Linked DNA regions of Mus musculus: region 2 is linked to region 1. Evidence: chromatin loops called from intact Hi-C (ENCODE). Cell type or tissue: left cerebral cortex. All regions are shown on one strand. Each heading gives the region's core, and the rest is flanking DNA. Links, peaks and the distances in the headings are about the cores only.

Region 1 (7,884 bases), core at 1,963-6,962:
ATGTTTTTAGGCGCATTCTTTTGAATTTCAATTATAAGGAAGTACCAGGGAACAGTCAATGGTGATTAGGCAGGCGCTGAAAACACGAGTATTAATCGTTATATCTGGAAATAAAATTCAGGCTCAAGGGTCACGCTTTACAGCAGATGGTTTCTGGGGGGCGGGGGTGTCCACAGTTCAAAGGACAAAGTATGTAGCTTCGGATTGAACTGAACCATGGCTCCTAAAAGTAGAAGGACCTGACAAGTCCTAATAGAGTCTCCACCAGAAAGGACAAGATGGTCAGACCCAGGCAGCCTCCCCCATCTGCAGCTGCTTCCATCTCCAGATCAAAGGTCTTCAGGAGTCAGAACCCAGCAATGAGTGGAAAACAATGACCGTTTTGCCTCCTCGGGGCTCCTTCTGCCAAGGAAGCTATGCATCTAGGAAGAATCAAACCACGGCCAAGAGTTTAACACAGCTGGATCAAGGTCTGGCACACAGAGTTCACACCCAGTATGAGGTCTTTCTGACCTCTTCATTGCTGGTTCCACAGGATTATATATCTGTATCCCCTTCATCACAAATGGTGGAGAGGGATTTGGAGAGCTGAGAGCATCAATCACCTCCCGCTTCTAAGGTGACAGATCAGATGCCATCCTGGTTTGGAGATATGCAAACTCAACGGCTGCCTGTGTGGAGATGGAACTTAGGAGCCTCTTTAGATCACACCACGCTCTTGGGCCTTTTCCAGAGTTAGTAGAAAAGAACAAAGTAATAAACAAAAACAAAAACAAAACAAACAAAACAAAACCCCAACACATCACCAATTTTGCTCCCTTTAAAAAACAAAAGAGGGCAGTTTTCATCTCACAAGGTGACCTGCTATTATCACGTCTACAGCAGGCTGTGTGGTGGCCAGGCATGGAGTAAGCAGGGCAGGCTGGGTACAGACTGGAATCAAAGCCCCTCGGTCTGCTTCTACGTGCACTTGGCGCCTCGGGCAGAGCTGCCACCCTCTTCCCTGATGCGGACCGGACATGATGCTCATTGATCTTGGCTCATTTTGGGTTTATCAATATGCAGGGCCTTAAAGCTGGCTTCTACGATCATAATCTAGGAAGTGTTTGTGCTACCTCTGGAGTGCTTCCTGCTCAGTATCTGGAGAGATGGAGGATGTCATCTCTCTCCTCTGTCCTAGCAGGAAGACAGTGACCTCTACCAGGGACCCTGCTCACAGATGAGGGAAAGGCAAAGACTATTCCCAAAGGGCCCCTCTAAGGTCATCAAGAGGCCAGGGAAGCAATGCGTGAGGTCTGCCGGAGGCTGAGACGGAAGGACATTATAATTTTCTAGAAACAAGACCGTCCAGTTTCAGTGTGGTCAGTCTCTGTGGCAACCATGCAAAAGCTGAGTACGTCCTTAAGAATGGACAGAATTTCCACGAGACAGAGCCTGTTGGGGAGATGACCTGTCCCATGGGTGAGATGCCTGTCCCCTCACCCCACCCCCACCAAACTATTCTCGGGCTACAGAGGAAGCACAGCATCTCTGTGAGCTTGGCAAATAGGGGTTTCAGGTGTTGAAAGAAGGAGGAAGAGAAGGAGTTGGTTATACTCTGAGTCATCCGGAGCCCTCCTCTCCCCATGCCAGCCGCTCTGAGCCCTGGGTGTCTCCTTCCCCGTGCTTTCCATGGGGCAGTTGGGGTGTCTCCTTCCCCGTGCTTTCCATGGGGCAGTTCATCTCTCCAATGATGTAGCCAGGCTTTACTGTTGTAAAGTGAGAAGGCAGAAGATGAACCGAGAGACATTCTCAAAGGCTGAAAGAGACCAAGGCCATCAGGCAAGGCACAACGGCACTAGTGTTTGGGCCCCAGTTTCCCTTATGAAACAAGGAGCCAAGCATCCTCTCTGGAGCTCAGAGTGACCTGGGAAAATCAAGTCATCTCCACGTGTGAAGTGTGACTCAGGGAGACACCTGCTAGTCAGGGATATGAAGGTGAGGCCGATTCCAGAGGACAGGAGCAGTCGAGGAAACAGAGAGCCATTGCCCTAGCATAGGGGAGCAGGGCTGCAGGAGCAGTGTGGCCTTTCTGGTGCTTTACAGAAAGGACTGAACCCACAGCGACCTGGGCAGTTCCTCTGCAGGACAGACATAATTAGGGAGATGGCCACAGCATACACAGGGCAAGGAGGAGAAACCCTGGACTGACCCCTCAGCTGGGTAGAACACGCACCCAGGAGACATTCAGGTTAAACGAAAACATACTCTTTAAGTAGCTAGGGGAGAATTCATATTCCCTCTTCCACTATGGCTGGGAAAAATATCCATTCATATTCTCTCTTTCTCTCTCCCCCGCCCACTCCCACCTTAGCCCTATTCACACCGAGTGAAGAAAGTATAAGATCAGTGCTGCTGCTTTACAGAAGTTTCCGAGTTGCCATCACTGTCACCAATGCCAACAAGCACAGCAAGACTGAACGACGAACAATACAACCTAGGTTGGGGCTCGGCTTGAGCAGGAGGCAGGGAATTGCCAGGGCTGGGGAGAAGGCAGGCTCAGTGGAAGAGCAGCTCCTGGCTGGGAGCTGCACCTTGCACGTGGGGCCCCAGAGTGGTCCTGGAGTATAGAGCACAGCAGCCAGCCTGTGGGGACCTGTGCTCCCCCAAGGCATCCACAGTCACTGAGCAAACCCTAGTGCCCACCACGGTCTTGGGTGCTGTGGAAAACAGGAAGCAGCAGAAATGCAGTGCTGACTTAATGAAGTACAAACCAGGACCTAAGGGATATGTGGACTCGGGGCAAACTTAGCCACTGTGCAAACTAACTCAGGCCTCGTCTCTTGGCCGTGTGTGTGTGTGTGTGTGTGTGTGTGTGTGTGTGTGTGGTGTGTGTGTGTGGTGTGTGTAGGTCTCACTCTACTAGGAAGCTAACCCTATAGTTTTGCATTTTGTAATCCCCCAAACACACCTACTGCCTCAAGTCTTGTGTGGACAGTCAAGGAGAATGTTTGACACTGGAACTGCCCTGAAAAACCTGCACCATGTGTCCCCTGCTCTGTAGTAGCAGGGGTGTGAAGCTCTGCTGGCACTGAATGCATCTCCCAGAAGTGAATCTGAAATCCAGAAAGAAGGACCATAGGGAGAGGAGACGCCAGTTTGAGAAACAGCATGGTGAGATGAACGAACATGCAGCTGCCACCTGAAACAGGTTTTCTTAATTCTTACAAACATTTATTTATTTTGTGCGTGCGCGCGTGTGTGTGTGTGTGTGTGTGTGTGTGTGTGTGTGTGTGTGCTGTGTATGTACATGTGTGTAAACATGTGCATGCCGTGGCACATGTATAAGGAACATTTGCAGGAGCTGGTTCTCTGTTCACTTGTTTTGTCCCTGAGATGAAACTCAGGTCATCGGGCCTGGTGGCAAGTGCTGAGCCACCTGCTGAGCCACCTCACCAGCCCAAGCCTGACTTCTGTGACTTGGTTCTCTTTTAAAACGGGGAATATGAGCAATGCTCCCAGATGAAAACACCTGCACTCTGCTGCTTGTTTGATGACAGCTGCTGAAGATGGAGTGGGAGGGTCAACCTCAAGCACGGTTCTCTCACACGCAGGAATGCAGGGGAAGCAAGGCTTCCGTCCGGTCAGGACTCGTTTGGTGCATCCTTGGCACACACTTGCCTTAGTAAGGGATCAACTGGAACAGCAAGGAAACTCCAGCATCTTTTTAAGGCTCAGTAACGGGGCTGGTTATCAGAAACTATCCCAGTACAAACGATTTTGGCGCTGTTGTTTTCAGAAATGACCGCAATGGCGGACGGTACTGTATCTTCTCCCACGCTTTATCCTAAAACAACTGGACAAATGAAAGCACTCCCAACCCCTGCTGTCTCTCTGCTGACCAGCAGAGGGAGAAGGCACTATTCAAGGGGGCCTTGTGTCTTCTGCAGGGTGGCCATGCCTCCGCAGCACAGTCTGGGTTTTGGGGTCTGTCCTGGTGTAGAGACCAGCAGTGACCTCTTTCATTCGGGCCCACCACACTAAGCACATGCAGGCCACTCGAAGATGAGACACGAGTCTAGAATGCTCCTCACCTCTACTCCCGCTCGTAAGACTTCCATCTTCCCGTGGAACCAATGCTCACACACCCTCTCCTCACTCTGACCTTGATAGTCGAGCCAGCTGGTAAATACCGGCTTCAAAGGCGACCACACATGCTACCTTTCTGTACTTTCCCCGACTCTCCGAGGGCAGAGCTGCTGCACTGCCAGCTGTGTTTCCGTAAGAGCCTCCCACTTAACCAAACACGATGAAGGCTTCTAGACCCTGGCTCCCTCTGGAGGTCAAGGACTAGGGGGAGTTTGTGAACTCAGCGTCCAGCACACTGCTTGGTACACACAGATGTTCCCCAGATGCTAGGAGCATCATCAGAGAGTGACGTTAAGCTTACAAAAGTTTTTAGTGGCACGGAGGTAGTTAAGGAACCAGAGGTGGCTAACCCCCGTTCACTTCTGAGAACTGTATGCAGATAGTTGTGCAAGGAACCAGAGGTGACTAGCCCCTGTTCCCGTCCGGGAATTGTATGCAGCTGCTTGGGCGCTGTCAGCCTCAAAGGCCTTCGAAAGAGTGACTGGAGATGTGTGGGTCGTTACCCAGCAATCCAGCTGAGCTGCATCCATGGGCCATGGGCTGCTACTCACTCTAGAGCCCAAGGGAACGGGTTCTCTCTCCAGCTTCTGTGTAATCTCGTGCCTCTCACAGCGAGCTCAGGCTAAGGAGCATTTCTTCAGAGAACTGGAGAATAGGGGAGGGGCCATGATAGGGACATTAGGTGGGGGCAGAAAGGAAGAGAAGGGCCTGTTGTGTATCTGTTCAAGAGACTGAGTTAAACTTATCAGGAACTTGCCCTGTGCCCCTGCCCCACGCTGACTCGTGGCACTGGCCAGCAATGGCTGGGTCTCTTCAGAGGACTCCTGCTGTATGTTCCTAAAAGTCTGGGATAGTTCTGAAAGTCCAGGTGACCAGCATCAGACTCTGTGGCACAGAAGGTTCTCATGTAAAGAGATTGATGTCACTCATGACTAGAAACTCAACTCAATGCAAAGAAGATCACTACCTCAAAGGCCTGTTCTCAAGACAGAGCTGTGAGGCTGCCAGCCTTGTCTTCAACAGAAAATCTGGTGTGCTGTCTCCACAGCTAAAATCTCTAACACCAAAGACTCCCTTCTTATCTGGGACAGCTTCCAACTACTGGGCCCAGTTACTGTGTGGAGACAGAAGACAGCCATTTCCACAGTCATTGAGCAGTAAGGGCTGGAGGGAGGTCCAAGGTCTGTGAGGAATGGCTCACTTGTGGGTGTTGGACCACCCTGAGAAGACAGCACCCCCCGCCCCCCTCAGGAAGCTTGCTTATTGAGGCATGGAAGGGTCTTCTTACATACAGTGCATTTTTCTTTAGGGTCTCATCTGTCTCATCTTACACAAAATCCGAGTGTAGGATACTGAATGTTTGTGCTGATCTCCAGGGCTCAGAGAAGAACCCGGCTCTCTCTAGACTCGGAGCAGCCCTGCCTGTGGGCAGGGAGCACAGCTCAGACTCCTAGGTATGGAGCCCTCCTGCGTGCTGTGCAGCAGGTACTGTGAACTAGGACGAGTGTGTGGGATTCAATTTTAGAATTCTGGAAGTGTCATTTTGAGAGAGTAACCTGGTCGACTAAGCTCTAAAAAGACTCCCCTAACAATTAAAAGCAATAGACTGAAGGAGCCATATGGGATGAATAAATTATTAAACTACTAGGAAGTTGCTATAAATATGCATGCAATTCAATAATTCATAATGGACGAGCGCAAGAAAGCTCTGCTGGCTTTAGCAGCAGCTAGCATCCCAGGGCATGTGCCATGGCCTCTCGACAGACAAGCCTGGGTGCAGGCGCGGGAGGAGCCTTCTGCCTTCTGGAGAGAAGCCCTTAGCACTCGTGCCATGCCTGTGAGGAGCACTGGAGACCCGAGAGCCTTTTCCTGAACTGAGGGACAGAGCACGCCCCTCAAGCACGCAGGACGGGAGAAGGTACAGGGAGCTCTCAGCTCCCTGCCTCAGTTTCCACTGCAGCTCCCATCTCTTCAACCAGGAACCACCAGGGCTTCCAGAACTCTGTTTCTCAAGGAGGCAGGCCGTGCGTATGTGCTGCAGTGCGCATGTGGAGGTCAGAGGACAACCTTTGGGAAATGGTTCTCTTTCCACATTACTGAGGCAAGCTATCTGTTGTGTGGGCTGCTCTGGGATACTCCTGGGTAGCTAGTGCACGAGCTCTTGGGTGGGTCTCCCGTCTCTACCTCCCATCTTGCTATCATAGATGCCTCTGCACTCAGGTTTTGGGGGAGGCGAGTTCGTGAGGCTTGCACGCAAGGACCTTTAAAACGCCCCACTTTTACCCTCATACATGTGTGTACAGAACACAGCATTATCCTGAGGAGGGTAAGTAAGGACTCACCTCTGTGGTACCGGCGTGAGCACGCGCACTTCAGCCTGGACATGTGAGGATCACACAGATTTCCAATCTGCACGGCTCCTCTGCCTGCCCCAGTGTTGCTGGCCTTTCTGCTCCTTGAATCCTGGGCCTTTCCCTTGTACTGCACGGACACTTATGGCAGTCCCACCCAAGGATCTGCACAGGGCAACACTGGCTTCTCATTTAAACACACCTGCCACTCCAAGGGGATGGTGCAACCACCAGCCTTGGCTTGCTCCTTTCTGCACTGACACTGCTGAGTACAAACACTCTGGCTTGTGGCTTTACAGTCTTTCCCTGATGCCTGTGCATGTCTGCCCACAGTTCCTCGGCTGTCAAGTGTATGCACGCCAGGAATGCGCAGCACTGACTTCATCCCGTGCAGCGGAGGCAGATCTAGCCTGTGGCCATAGGACTCTGTGTATCTGTTGACCTCAGAATGGTGGCTCAAGATCTCTTTGGTCTTTTGGTGTGATTGCTGGGACCCCTGGTCACCAAAGCTTTAGGAACTCTGCTTCCTTATGTGTCTCTTGCAGAGAGACAACAGACAGACTGACAGAGTTTTTTGTTTTTTTTTTTGTTTTCTTTTTTTTTTTTTTAAAGCTGCCTACTGTTACATAAGCAGTGATGGGAGATTCAGGATCCAAACTCTCAGGTTGTCACCAGAGCCTGGACTTCTAGCCATAGATGATGCTCTTCAAAATTCAAGGCCTCAAACGCAGCACAGTTTCTGTTAAGCTACATGAAACACCCCAAGGCTAGCTGCTGAAGGATTGGTCCCCAGTTGACAGTGCTATTCTTGGAGGTTCTGGAAACCCATGAGAAGTGGAGGCTGGCTCGAGAAGGTCACTGGGGAAAGCCCTGGGGCTGGCCCTTGCTCCTGCCCTCCCTCTCTGCCTCTTGCCAACATGTTCTTACAGCCATGATGCTCTCTCTGTCTCATCTTGGATTCAGACCCGGCGAGCTGAGGACTATGGATTGAAACCGTGAGCCAAAATAAATAACTCCGCCCTTTAGCTTGTTCCCTTTGGCACTTGTCACAGTAATGGAAAGAGTGACAGCTACACTGGAGGGCTGTGAGGAGGGTGGGTCTGTGACAATAGAACAGCTGTGACCGCTACAACAGGTCCCCAGACCCTGTAACCAGACACACCATGGCACAGAAGGTGTGCTCCTAACAGGTGCGTGGGCTTTCCGACAGACTATAGCTTAGCTCTTTCACAATTGGAAGTTTATGTTTGCTGGGGGAAGGGCTACAGACGACAGGAGGAAGATGGCAGGAGAACATTAAAAACCCTTAAGAAGACTAGACTTTGGAAGGGAATTAGAAATATCCTATAATAAAGATCTGTAAAGTAATAACTGGTATGTTTATGACAAACATTTCTTGTGCGTC
Region 2 (7,884 bases), core at 1,804-6,803, 1.1 Mb after region 1:
GTGCTTTTCCCACGCTCGCTTGTTATTAGTAAAATTACAGTCCTTCTATATTCCAACAACTAATTCCAAGCATAGCCCATCTTCATTCAAGCTTTGGACCTTGTAACCCACAGACCAGTACGGATACTATTCAACATTAACAATGGATTCTGCTTGGCACAGAGAATCACTAAAGGAAGAGGCATCTGGCTGTTGAAAGCAGCTATTCCATACACGAGGATTCTTGCCTCTATTGGCCATACCTCCCATATATCAGATCCCCCAAATCATGCACTGTTCTACGTTGGCAATCCAAAAGGAGTCATATCAAACAATCTTCCACTGGATTTTAGTAGCGGGGCTGGGGAGCCTTCCAATTATGTTGATACATGCTCACCAGCGGGCACATCAACTGAACTACCACCAGTGGAAGTGTGCAAAATGAGGTAACTCATGGGCAGGGGCAACACCTCCCCATTTTCATGGAAGTCAATGCAGAAAATTCTCGGCGTCTTAAATATCAGTCACACAGTTCCTAAAAGTGAACTGTCCGTCATGCTTATCGGGCCTGATTTTTGCTCATTACATATCTCTTTTCTAAGCCAACATATCTCTTAGAGAACATTAGGCATGCATACGTATACAGCCTTGCAGAGTTGAAGCACAGCAGATCAGTTCAAATGAGGGAAATACAAACCCCTTGCAAGCACAGCCTCCCCCTCTATTATCCTCTTCTTCCACACCCTTCATTACCCCGGTGTTTACAGTGAAAACGCAACTTTGGGTATTTGAGAAATAAGTGGCTCCTTGTGGAAAATACAGAGATGCACATCCCTCTAAGCCCCCAAGTCTGTTTTCCGACCCCCACCCTCCGACCGAGGAGGTTGCACCTCCTTCCTAGAGACTTTACTCTGAACAGAGTGGCTCAACATGCTGAGTATCAATCGATGAAAACACATTACACACAAGAAGAAGAGGAAGGGGGGAGCGAAACGCAGCTTTGCTTTCAGCCATTAATTACGAATCACCCAAATATCGCTACGCCTATCTCCCATGCACAAGCACCCTTGCCAAACCTGGCTGTCAGGCAGCGCTTTCCAGAGCCTCGCTATCTATTGTCAGGACAGAGAAGCCCCCGGAAGCCTGTGAATCCCTCTGAAAATGCTTCCTCGGAAACGCTAAATATAGACCAAAGGGGTCTGGGTCTGGCGAGCAGCGGGAGACTGAAGAAACGGCCATGGACGCATATGACTAAGTCTTTCCATTTTGTTCTAGCCAAACATCGTAATGACATTGAACATAAGGGCAAAAGACTGGAAGGAAGTCTTCCCCGCCCCCACCCCGTCTTCTCCGGTATATTAGGGACGTCATGAATGCAACCGGGTTGCTCTGGAGGGTGGCGGGGAGCAGTCGGTGTTGCCCTATATACGCGTCCTCCGAGGTAGAGGGGTGGCAGGGAGGGGAGCACGCGGAGAAGCCACTTGGTAACCGCTCCAAGAAAGACACTGACCCCGGACCCCGTTGCGGGGAGAGCCGCCTTCCAAGAGGGGAGCCGGTAGGATCGCGGTCCTCCCCCGGGGCAGACAGCACCCCACTGCCGCCCGCCGCCACCCCTAGCCCCGCTGGAAGCGGAGGACCAACCCCCACCGGCGGTGAGCAAGAGGACGACGCCCGGAGGATGCGCCCGGCTCCAGCAGCTCAGCTAAGGCAACTCACCGAACGGCGCGGCGCCCGACTGCTTCCTGGCGAACATGCACCCGCCGCCAAAGACAGCTCCTCAGTCGGGGGAAAGGCGTGCGCGCCGCCGCCCGGCTTCAGAGCAAGGTCCTGACCTTGCCCAGCTGCAGCATCCTCCGCTTTTGTTGTCGGAGCGCGGCCGCGGGACAAGTGATGCTGGCGGGGAGCAGGGGCGAGCGCGGCAGGCGAGAGGCGGCTCCCGACGCGAGTGCGCAGCGCCCGGCCCGGCCGCCCCTCCGAGCGCGGCGAGCGTAGCGCCCCCTGCCCGACTCGGCGGGCGCCGCGGGATGCTCAGGGTTCCGCGGGGCTCCCCGGGCTCGGGCCGGGCTACCGAGCCGCCGCGCCCGCCGCTCCGCTCGGCCGGTTGCCGCCGCGGGCGCGAGCCTGGGCCGCCCTGGCGCCCGGCGCCGAGCGCTCTCGAGCTGCGCCCTGCGCGCCGCCCGCGCCACCTGTGTCGCCGCCGCCGCCGCCGCCGCCGAGAGCGAGGCTCCTCCCGCCGCGCGCCGCAGCTCAGCCTCCGGCTCAGCCGCGGCGGCCGGCTCCGGCGCTTGGCTAGTGAGCGAGCGAGCGTCCGCCCCACCACCGAAACCTGCCCCGGGTGCGGAGCATGCCCAGTGCCGCCGAGAGAGCGCGGCGCCTCGCCACGCGAATTCCACTTCTGGTTTTCGCGGCGGCAGCAACAGCAGCAGAGATGGGAGGAGGCGGCTCAGGTTGGGAGAGGGCCGCGCATCCCCGGGAACAGACAGCACCCGAGATAGAGCCTACGCGGAGAGTTGATTCTGCGGGGCAGATGTTGGTCTGCAAAGGGGCAGCGATTGAGGGGTTTTAGAGTAGCTTGTGAGTTAAGGAGAGCACCGGGCCAGCCATGAAAGCTAGTGGATGGGGGTGGATGTTCTTGTAGATTCTAGGGTTCCAAAGCAAAGAACGCATGACGTCTGTGAAAGGTTCTTTCGTAGTGTTGGGGCCCCATCTCCACCACCTCCTGCTCTGATTATGCTTTATGCAAACTCAGTCTGGTTTTAAAATCTGGAATATGAGTAAACTTCCTACAAGGAAGACCCTTGCTGGATCTAGAGCTTTAATGAATTCTCTTCGTCTTCCTGTCACGTCTCACCCAGTTGTCTTCTTGGACACCTCCACGACTGTTTTCCTCTTCTCTTCCATTGTCCCGTGCTAAAATGAAAACTTTGCTCCTCCTCCACTGACCGCGGTGGAGTCTGTGAAGCTTGCTCCATTTCCAACTGAGATTTCCGAATGTCTCTCAGTTAGTCAGTCATTAGGCAACACAGAGTGCTAAATCTAGCAAGCAAAGTCACACTATGAAAAGTCTTGTTGGAAAACGAAACCCATGCCAAGTTCCAAGGCAGGCAGGCCCTCAGGACCTTCATCTATGTCCCTGTGTGGCTGCAAAGTCTGTCAGTCACATGCAGGACAAATACGTCCCATAATTATTCCACCAAAGATCCTTACTTTGAAGCCAGCCCACCCCACCCTACTCTTTCCCAGAGCCATTTTCTGAGACACAGATAAATGGACCAGGAACCCCGAACTTGTAATAAGAGGGGTTCCAGCTTCAGTAATCTCAGGGACATTTCTATTCAGTTTGCAAGAGATTATCCAACAAGGTCAAAATGCTTGCATTAAATCTGAGATAGCCTCTATTATTCTCTGGAGTTAGTGAAAGGCTGAGGCAAGTGGAAAGAAAAGTTAAGCAGACTAAATATGTAAAGGAACAGACAAGAGATTGAGTAATGACTGTTCACAACAGGGAAATGTGCACCGTCAGTCATTCCATCTACCTCTAGTAGGCTCAGTCTCACTCCCAAAAGTTGTTCTCCAGTGTAGGTTCTCCTTCGAAGCTGGTGTGACATTAACATAGCCTGATTCCTGTGAGGGAAGATATGTGGTCATTTGCAGGTTTGGTTTTTTGTTTTTTTGTTTTTTTGTTTTTTTTTTTCCCACATCAGCTTCAGTTGAATCTGGAATTTGGGGCTTGTAAGGCACACCAGCTGTCACATCTCGTGTGTGTGTGTGTGTGTGTGTGTGTGTGTGTGTGTGTGTTACATAATAAAAGATGCGCTTAGCCTCTGTGTGTCTGTTTCTGTTTGTACTTGTGTGATTTGTATGTGCTAGCATGTGTGAGAGATACGTGTATGTATGTATGTGAGGCATGTGGTCTATGTGAATATGTGTGCTGATGCCCGGAGACCAGGGAGAACTCAATAATGTTCTTTTCTGTCCCTCTTGGCTTTATTCTTTAAGACTTGGTCTTCCACTGAACCTGTGAACTTAGAGGCTAACAAGCCCCCCAAAACCTCCAGTCTCCAGGTCCCCTCAAGACTTGATTTACAGGTGTGTTACATGGCCTCACCAGTCATTCTATGGGGGTCCTGAACTCAGGTTCTCAAACTTGCAGAACAAGCACAATTACTGAGCCATCTCTCTGGATCCCTGTTTTTCTCCTTATGAATTTTAAGGAGTCAGTAAGTCAGTGGGGACAGGGAAGAGACTAAGACAAAATCAGATATCGTAGTAGGTGCACAGATCCTATCCTTATAGCATATACATATGTTTATATCCAAAAAGATCCAGTATGAGAGAAAAGTTGTTTGCTTTGCTTTATGAGAAATCGCAAAATTCCCATTGATTTATTGATCGCTATGGCAACACCCATGATCAGTCCCTGAAGAACTTCTTGTGGTAGGTGTGGGATCTTTAAGAAGCAGACATGCCCTAAACAACAAGGATTTCATTTACTCTTTGATGCACTTCGTTGAAACATTTATGATTTCTGTCCTTCCAGATTTATTTGTAACTGGAGATATTATTAAGTTCACAATTAGATAATGTGAAAACTAGGGTGAAGTGTTCCTGTGTGGTGCTGAGCCTTCGGACGACTCGCTGCTGCCATCTTTTGCTTGCTGCTTCTGACAGTTCCAGTGAGGAGCAGAATCCTAAATTCACACATCCACTCTGAGTCCAGAAAATTGTTATTCTGGTGGTTTCGAATTATATTGATCAATGAATGCTACATGGCAAATCGTTATTGTCCCTCGTCTGTTTGCACATCATTAGAGCAACGCAGTGTAGAAATCACATCTCAAAGCAACACGTTTCTCTTGATTTTTCAAAATCAACTTAAAATATGAAGCAAACATTTTTACATGGAAGTTTGGCTTAAGTTTTGAGAATAAAATGTATTAATGAAACACATTTTGTAAAGTCATATGTCAAGTTTTAGAGTTCAGATTGTGTTGACTTTAGAAGAAAATCTCTTTATTGGTAAAATATCAAGATAATGAAATTTAACTAGGAAATGGTGGTTTGACATTTTTAAAATGTATTACCTGTTGATGTTTGTTGAAATTTAGAAGTATAACTAGATGTCAACAATTTTATTTCTGTCCTGTATTTAAGTACCAATAGTTGTGGTAATTTCTTAAAATTTGTAATTTATAGGCAGGAGCAATGTCTCAGAGGTTAAAACCACATACTGCTCCTGGAAAGGATCTAACTTTGGCTCCAGCACCCATGTGAGACAGTGTACAACCACCTATAACTCGTTTAAAAGATTGGACACCTGCTTCTAACCTCCACATGTACTGTATTCTCATGCAGATACATATAGACATATAAATGATTAGAATAAATCTTTTTTAAAATACCATTATTTAAATTCTACAATGAAGTTTCTGTAACAGTAACCCATCTGTGTAATATGACATCTGACTTATATGATGAATATTATTAATAACAAGCATAAAAGATACAGCATGTTACTTTAGAATGATACTGCGAAAGAAAGAGAGAGGGGGGGAAGGGAGGAAGGAAGGAGGGAGGGAGGGAGGGAGGGAGGGAGGGAGGGGGGAAGGAAGGAAGGAAGGAAGGAAGGAAGGAAGGAAGGAAGGAAGAAAGAAAGAAAGAAAGAAAGAAAGAAAGAAAGAAACAAAGAAAGAAAGAAAGAAAGAAAGAAGCGATTAACTAATCTCCCTTAGCCACACTTGCAAAGAGCAGGGCCAGGGTCATTTGATTAAAAACTTTGCACTCTGAGTAGACTCTCTTATTACACTAAAGCTCATATGATGGGAACATTCTTTCATTCTTCTATTTGTTCATTCAGAAAATGCTTATTGAGTATCTACTGTGGTTACTACTGGGATAAGTTTATAGAATCAATAAGGAACAATAGAGCAGATGATGAATTCCCTATGACTATAAACTAGGGTTATTGAATAAGAATAGAAGAAAGCATCCGAGGGGGAGATCCAGCAGAACTTATGATTGAAAACATGCTCATCCTCACCCCGTGTCCTGCAGCAACTCCACACTTCCTTATCCTTCCCAAGCAGCCACCAAGTGGAGTCCAAGTGTTCAAAGGTCTGAGCGTATGGGTCCATTGTCAATTATACCCCTGCAGGTAGCATGGGGAATAAATAGTGCCTGAAGTCCTAACACAAAACCAGGAGAGGTCGTATTCGGTAAGAGCTGAGTTCTTCTGATATACAATGAAGTCAGGTCTTATACTGACAGAAAGACTCGGGGCTCAGTGAGGGGTATAATAAAGTCCCTCACAGGTATCGAGGTCACGGTTTGTTCTGAAATCTCTGAATTCTATGTGGCCTGGTAGATGTAGAAAAGGACACACACCAATCATCAGAAATGGACTGTGGATCAGGGGTCTAGGCCAACAGAAATGGATGACTTCGCTACATTTACGAAAATACATCATATTGCAGAGATGAGGCTGGAGAAGAAGCTCTCCTGGATGCTGGAGCATAGCCTGTGGTGGTCACTCTTGCTGTGATAATACACCATGACCAAGGCAACTTACAGAAGGAAGGATTTATGTGGGCTTATGGTTCCAAGGGGTTAGAGTGCCTGGTGCAGCAGTGAAGGCATGGTGGCAGGAAGAGGACAATTAAAACTACCTTGAGATGCTAGCTTACACCTGTCAGAACAACTAAGAACAATAAAACATCTGACCACCCATGCTGGTCAGGATGTAGAGTGAAGTGGAACACTCCTCCCTTGCTGATGGTAGCACATCTTTGTACACCCACCATGGCAATCAGTGTGGCAGTTGCTCAGGAAGATGGGAACCAATTTTCCTCAAAGATCCCGCTGAGCTACTCCTGGACATAAATCCAAAGGACTCTTCACCCTACTGCAGGGGCACTGCGCTACCATGCTCATTGCTGTTCTATTCACTTATAACCGGAAATTAGAAAAAACCAAGATGTCCATCAACAAATGAATTGGTAAGGAAAATGTGGTGCATTTACATAATGGAAGACACAGATAAATGGGTTGAACAAGGAACAACTCATACTGAGTAAGGTAACCTAGACACCGATAAACATGGAATGTATTTATTTATATCTGGATGTCAGTAGTTAATTCATTGCCATATAGCCACAGAGGTTAGGTAGACAGCAAGAGAGTAGGGAGGAGGGATGTATTTCCCTAAGGAAAATAAATAAAGTAGACAGTTGTGGATGCATGAGCGTGGGGCAGGAATAAGAGAATCAAATTGGTAAGTGGAGGGAAGAAGAAGACAGGCCCAGCTAAAACTGAGGGACATTTTGAGGGGTGATATTGAAATATATAACAGTATAAATTTACTTTAAAAACCAATTTAGGAAGACAATTGAAGTGAAATTGCCCTAACTGTCCATCTCTTGTCACCAAATGAAGCTTCCAGTGCCAGGAAGGAATGAGTTACATCTAACCAAGTTGTTGGCCCAAGAGCCCCCTTTAGAATGCCCAAACAACCCAGGCTATTGCCAAGGCTCTTAGTTGCTTTCCTCAAACTTACAGTTAGGCTCTATTGCTGATGGAGACATCTATATAACTCATTAAACATGAAGAAGTCAAGCTAGTACCTAGCTGGAGACTTCATCTCTACTATGCAGTATTTAAAGTAATGGAATGTGCTCCCTCTGCTACCATTGGACAAAGTAAACACCAACACAGCTAGATAGTCTTTGATACGCAGTAATGATGTACCTGCAAGATACACAGTGCATCGGGGGCCCAAAGCTTGTGGGAGTAACCAACCAATCAATATCTGATTGCATTTAGGAGCCACTCCATAAGATGTAACCCATCCCCTATGCTGTTCAGGTGGCAAGAACCTGAGACTGGACAGGCCAGGGACCTAGAGTAAAA

The links. Hi-C counts contacts between places; a loop is a spot of excess contacts. Peaks named below come from ENCODE experiments on the same cell type or tissue, not always from the same donor. Only the 100,000 strongest peaks of a DNase experiment are listed, where the experiment ranks them.
Region 2: a loop joins it to region 1, with 4 times the contacts of the local background. A loop is called at or near these places in 6 of 42 quality-filtered maps.

Annotation. Positions count from the first base shown.
Region 1 is chr15:31,254,879-31,262,762 of GRCm38, reverse strand. All of the region lies in intron 2 of Dap (death-associated protein), which reads right to left. Gm41285 (a long non-coding RNA gene) reads left to right here. Exons shown (of 2, transcript XR_875099.2): 2 at 2,354-7,847. Among named protein-coding and RNA genes, the nearest start is that of Gm41285, 4.6 kb to the left of the region's middle. In left cerebral cortex, for the core only: a CTCF peak has its summit at 3,868 (motif pointing right); DNase peaks (open chromatin) are centred at 3,823, 5,182 and 6,776; H3K27ac peaks cover 328 bases.
Region 2 is chr15:30,166,975-30,174,858 of GRCm38, reverse strand. Ctnnd2 (catenin (cadherin associated protein), delta 2) reads right to left here and starts at 2,325. Exons shown (of 23, transcript NM_008729.3): 1 at 1,696-2,325. The coding sequence starts at 1,732. It overlaps Gm31953 (a long non-coding RNA gene), which reads right to left and starts at 1,689. Exons shown (of 2, transcript XR_875097.3): 1 at 1,056-1,689. In left cerebral cortex, for the core only: CTCF peaks have their summits at 1,950 and 4,625; DNase peaks (open chromatin) are centred at 2,350, 2,857 and 4,629; H3K4me3 peaks cover 1,089 bases; H3K27ac peaks cover 863 bases.